2 separate regions of the Homo sapiens genome follow, and region 1 is linked to region 2. Evidence: chromatin loops called from intact Hi-C (ENCODE). Cell type or tissue: PC-9. All regions are shown on one strand. Links, peaks and the distances in the headings refer to the core of each region. The heading gives the core; the rest is flanking DNA.

Evidence for each region. Peaks named below come from ENCODE experiments on the same cell type or tissue, not always from the same donor. Only the 100,000 strongest peaks of a DNase experiment are listed, where the experiment ranks them.
Region 1: it touches region 2 in a loop (1.8-fold over the local background); 4 of 110 quality-filtered maps call a loop at or near these places.

The regions. Positions count from the first base shown.
Region 1 is chr13:45,252,133-45,255,059 of GRCh38, forward strand. It overlaps GTF2F2 (general transcription factor IIF subunit 2), which reads left to right. Exons shown (of 8, transcript NM_004128.3): 6 at 739-838. Among named protein-coding and RNA genes, the nearest start is that of KCTD4, 53 kb to the left of the region's middle. In PC-9, for the core only: no CTCF peak of the experiment used is centred there; a DNase peak (open chromatin) is centred at 1,569; H3K27ac peaks cover 2,393 bases.
Region 2 is chr13:45,204,795-45,207,721 of GRCh38, forward strand. It overlaps GTF2F2 (general transcription factor IIF subunit 2), which reads left to right. Exons shown (of 8, transcript NM_004128.3): 5 at 2,630-2,711. Among named protein-coding and RNA genes, the nearest start is that of KCTD4, 5.2 kb to the left of the region's middle. In PC-9, for the core only: no CTCF peak of the experiment used is centred there; a DNase peak (open chromatin) is centred at 1,707; H3K27ac peaks cover 2,500 bases.

The DNA of each region.
Region 1 (2,927 bases), core at 205-2,704, 47 kb after region 2:
CAGTGTTTTGAGTTATATTTTATTTTCTGAGACATGGTCTCTCTCTGTTGCCCAGGCTGGAGTGCAGTGGCACAGTCACAGCTCACTGTGGCCTCGACCTCCCAGGCTCAAGTGATCCTACCACCTCAGCCTCCTGAGTAACTAGGACTACAGGCACTGTGCCTGGCTAATTTTTTTTTTTCTTAATTTTTTGTAGAGACAGGATCAGTTTAGATGGTGTCCTGCAGTAGTTCTAGAGCAGTGCTGTCTAATAGAGGTTTCTGTGATGATAGAAATGTTCTCTCTCTGTGCTGTTCAGTAAACCTTGAGTGTTGATGTATTCTCTTTTTATTTACCTTTATCTTTTATCAGCTGAGTAGACATTTTGAATTAATAACTTGATTGATTTTAGACCATGTAATTTAAGATGATTTATTTTTACATGAAGATTTTTTCCCCCAGAAATTTAAGGCTGATTAGCTTCTTGGTTTTAGTGGTTAAGATTTGCCTATATAATAAGCGGGTGAAAAGTACATTGTGGCATTATAATGAGTTAGTTTGTATATTTAGCTTGTGTACTGGTTTCTGCATTATAGTCACGTATATTCAGTGCATTTTTAAAGTATTAAAGCTAGTGTATCCTCTGAGGTTACCTTTTTATATATTAGTTTTCATTGAATAAGAATTATAGAAATAATAACTCTTCATATTTCACTCTGCTAAACAAGAGTGTTAATAATGCCTTATATTTTTTTTCAGATTGCAAATAGAAGAGTCTTCCAAACCAGTGAGGCTATCACAACAGCTGGACAAAGTTGTAACAACCAATTACAAACCTGTTGCTAATCATCAATACAATGTAAGTCTTCTGCTTGTCTCTTTTCATTCTTTTATATCTTCATTCTTTTCTGTATCATAGAGTCTTAGGTTTCCAAAGAACCTGAGAATTTACACACCTTGCCATCAGGTGCTTGAATTACAGTACCTGATCTGGACTTAGTAAGGAATATGACAATTTGCTAAAAGTACAGAAAAGATGTTCACTCTACATTGCAAGTTATATCATGGCAAAAAGAAGGCAACCACTGTTTAAAGTACCCTTGATAAATTTTTACAAAGAAGTAAAACACTTCAATTCTCAATGTTGCAATGTTGCTGATGTTTTAAATTACAATGTACTAACTAAATATTAGTTTTACTATTTTTAAAAATTATTCTATACCTTTGTGATGAACCATAAGAAAGTTTTTAATGTGTTAAAAAATTTTAAAGGTCATGGAACAGCAGTAATTTTTCTCATTGATTATTAAGATCACTTTGCCTGATTTCAGCTTTCACAGGCATTTTAATGGTCTCATACTACCATGCAAAGTGAGGACCATCTGTACAGTAGTACTCCCTTGTCCACAATTTTAAAACTTTATGCAGTTTCAGTGACCCACAGTCAACTACAGTCAAAAATATTGAATGGAAAATTCCAGATGTAAACAATTCATAAGTTGTAAGTTGTGCAACCTTCTGAGTAGTATGATGAAACCTAGCACCATCTTGCTCCATCCCATCCATGATGTGAGTCATTCCTTTGTCCAGTATATCCACATTGTATATGCTACCCACCCATTAGTCACTTAGTAGCCCTCTTGGTTAACAGATCTATTGACACATGATAAAAAGAAAGAAGAGGCTGGGCGCGGTGGCTCACGCCTGTAATCCCAGCACTTTGGGAGGCCGAGGCAGGCGGTTCACAAGGTCAGGAGATCGAGACCATCCTGGCTAACACAGTGAACCCCGTCTCTACTAAAAATACAAAAATTAGTCGGGCATGGCGGTGTGTGCCTGTAGTCCCAGCTGCTGGGGAGGCTGAGGCAGGAGAATGGGAGGCGGAGCTTGCAGTGAGCCGAGATCACGCCACTGCACTGCAGCCTGAGTGACAGAGTGACAGAGCGAGACTCCGTCTCAAAAAAAAAAAAAAAAAGAAAGAAGAAGAGTGAGTACAGAACACCAAGATATTTTGAGAGAGTGAGAGAGAGAGAGACCACATTCACAGACTGTTATTACAGTATATTGTTAGGGTTATTCTATTTTATTATGGGTTATTTTTGTTAATCTCTTACTGTGCCTAATTTATAAATTGAACTTTATCAGAGATATGTATGTATAGGAAAAACCATAATATATAGAGTTTGGTACTATCCACAATTTCAGGCACCAAGTGGGGCAGGGAGGTGTCTTGCAACATATCTCCTGCCAATAAGGGGAAAGTATTGTATATTTATATTTCAAGACTTTTTTATTGTTGTGTATCTTATATGTACTATATGTATTATACAATATACACATTTATTGCATACATATTATGTATACTTTGTGCCAGGTATTGGTCTGAGTGCTTCGTAAGTAATGACACTTAATCTTCATACCAACCCTATGAAGAAACTACAACAGATAAGGTAACAGGCAGAGAGACTGGCTTACCTGAGGTGGTGCAGCCAGTAATTTATCAGTCCAGGTGTTGAACTTAGGCAGTCTAGCTTAGGAGCCATACTGTTAACCACTGTGTATGTTGCCGCTGGTGATTAGCAGTTGCTAAAAGGGCTAAGGGTTTTGGGTTTTGAAATATCTGTAATGTAATAAGTGTGATGGTTTCCTGAAAATAAAATACCTAAGTTAAGTCAAATAGCAATTAACAGTTGGAATTTTGTATCCCACTTTGTTGTTTAAGATTACCTTTGATACTGAGTTTAGGAAGAAAATTTTCTTTAAGACTAGCCTTGGCAGAGTGCGGTGGCTCACGCCTGTAATCCCAGCACTTTGGGAGGCCAAGGCAGGTGGATCACCTGAGGTCAGGAGTTCAAGACCAGCCTGGCCAACATGGTGAAACCCCATCTCTACTAAAAATACAAAAATTAGCCAGGAGTGGTGGCAGGCACCTGTAATTCCAGCCACTC
Region 2 (2,927 bases), core at 157-2,656:
GTTGCTGATGAAGACTTTTCCATTCACTTTGAGTAGCATTTGGAAGCTATTTTAGGTTTGAAAAGAAGATATGATAGAAAATTATGGTTTGAGAAAGTAAATGTTATTGCTCTGTGTGAGTGACCTTGACTGAAGAATAGTGAGGAGATTGGTGGCCAAGTTGTAATGGGCAGTTGCTGTGGACCTGATTTCTACCCTTGAGCTGTCATATGGAGAAGGTTGATAGCACAAACCTTTAACTGAAAGTTAAATTCAGCCTGTCCACCTGGAGTAGGTACTGCTAAATAAGTGGGGAGCATTCACTTAGTAAAAGGTAGCTATATTAGTCCATTTTCACACTGCTATAAAGAAATGCCTGAGACTGGGTAGTTTATAAAGGAAACAGGTTTAATTGACTCACGGTTCCGCATACCTGAGGAGACCTCAGGAAACTTACATTCATGGTGGAAAGCAAAGGGGAAGCAGGCACCAAGGTGGCAGGAGGGAGAAGTGAGAGCACAGGAAAAAGCTGCCAGTGAGAACTCACTCATTATCACGAGAACAGCATAGGGGGAACTGCCCCATGATCCAGTCACTTCCCTCCCTTGACACGTGGGGATTATAATTTGAGATGAGATTTGGCTGGGGACACAGAGCCAGACCATATCAGTAGCTCTTTTAGTTGCAACATTAATAAACGTGGATATGTGACTAAATTATTTGCAGGGATAGTAGTCTAGATTTATTTTATTTATTTAGTTTTTTGAGACGGAGTCTTGCTCTGTTGCCAGGCTGGAGTGCAGTGGCACTATCTTGGCTCACTGCAACCTTTGCCTCCTGGGTTCAAGCGATTCCCTTGCCTCAGCCTCCTGAGTAGCTGGGACCACAGGTGTGTGCCACCATGCCTGGCTAATTTTTTATATTTTAGTAGAGACAGGGTTTCACCATGTTGGCCAGCATGGTCTCGATCTCCTGACCTCATGATCTGCCTGCCTCGGCCTCCCAAAGTGCTGGGATTATAGCTGTGAGCCACCGTGGCCGACCTAGATTTATTTTTTTAAAGGATTAATTGTCTTCCTTTATTGGACTTTCCTTATGCATTTAAGACATTTGATATATCAGATTTTCCCAAATCTTGCTATTGTTGTGACGACTAAAGAATTTTTCTTGATAGAACTTTCAGCTTCAGCAAGAGCCAAACTTGAATATAAGCTTTTTGCTTTAAGAAAATTCAAATTTTAATTTTATTAAAGACTTTAATGAGAGGAAATTATTTTTAGAATTTAAACTTTATTATAAAATAATAACGGCTTTTAAAATATTTTCTTCCTGCCATATTTTGGTATAAGGTAGTCATGCTTCTCATCATTGCTTTTTCTGCATCTTCTTGAGATTTGTTGCATATGTTGCATTAAGGGACCCTGGATACATTGATTATATACGGTGTGCTTGTAATTAGTTCGTACAGAGTCTCCTAGATTTTGGAGACATCCAAAGATCACTAAAAAAAGATTTTTTAGTATAAATATGTAGGCATGGTTCTATACACTTTCTGCATTTTGATCAATTTATCTGTCTCCCCCAGTGAACTGTATGCTTCTTGAAAACAGTACTGTGTCTTAATCATCTTGATTCCACAATGCCTAGATGGGGCCTTTTGCATAGCAGACATTTTGCTAATGTTAGTGGAATGAAGTAATTCTCTCTGAAAAGATGAATCATAAATGCACTACTCATGAGCCAGGGAATTTCCTGAGTCTTTTCTTAAAACCCAGGTGAATTCTTGTGGAAATATGACTGTTTCTAACCACAGTCATACATTTCCAGGGTATAAAGCTGGTACCATTATGAGACATTTATATGTGTATTATACAATAAGGTAAGGTCTGTCAAGTGACCACACCACAATGCTTGGTGGCCAGTAGGCACACAATAGATGCTAGCCTTTGTTTCCTTTTTCTGATTCTCCTAGGTTTTATGTCAGAGTCACTATAAGAATTACTAAGGATAGGGGAAATTGCCTTTCTGTTTGGACAAATATTCATAGCAGTTAAAGATTCTGTTTTGACATGCCCAGATTTAGAATTCTGCAGGAAAACAGAAGTCAGAGCAGCTGGCAGGCTGAACTGGTACACAATATAACCCAGACAGTAGACCTGCCCAGTGTCACAGTATTTTCTGGGCTGGCTGTTTTAGTCACAAGGTACTTGAGAATTTTATTCACATACACAAACACACACACACACACACACACACACACACACACACACGGTCTTTGATTTAGTGGTTTAGACTAGCTGTGTTTTCAGAAGTTACTTCTTTGTCAAAGACGATAGCCTTTATACTCTTTAATTTGATTTTATGCCCTTTTAAGCTACCTTATTTAGAAGGAGCAGAGTGTATAAAAGCTGTTCCTGGCAAAGGGCCACAGCAGCCTAATAAACAAATCTGACAGGAGCCCAGTTTGTTACTAAGCCAAGAATAAGGCTTCTCTCTGTTCTGACCAGTGAGATTCCTGAAACTTAACTATTTTTTCTTGATTTTTGATATTAATTATATTTGATTGTCATATTACTGTGTTTAGTGTGTCAAAATACAGTCTTGAAAATGATAAGTATTATCTCTGAATCCTTTTTTTTTTCCATTCAAGATAAGCTGTCATTGGAAGGAATAGTGGTACAAAGAGCTGAATGCCGACCAGCTGCCAGTGAAAACTACATGCGATTAAAAAGGTTGGTGTTTTGTAACTCCAGAATGATACCTGATATTTCCCTTTGGGGATTGAGATACGTGTGTTATATCGCCTATTGACTGCATTAAAACTGTGGTTATTGTTGAGTGTTTGCTTCAAAAGCTGTTTGGTTTTAAAAGCAAGTAAGAGTTTCTTTGGCACTAAAGAAATTTCAGTATCTGGGCTGTTTATTTGAGGTATTTTAAGCTACTTTGTT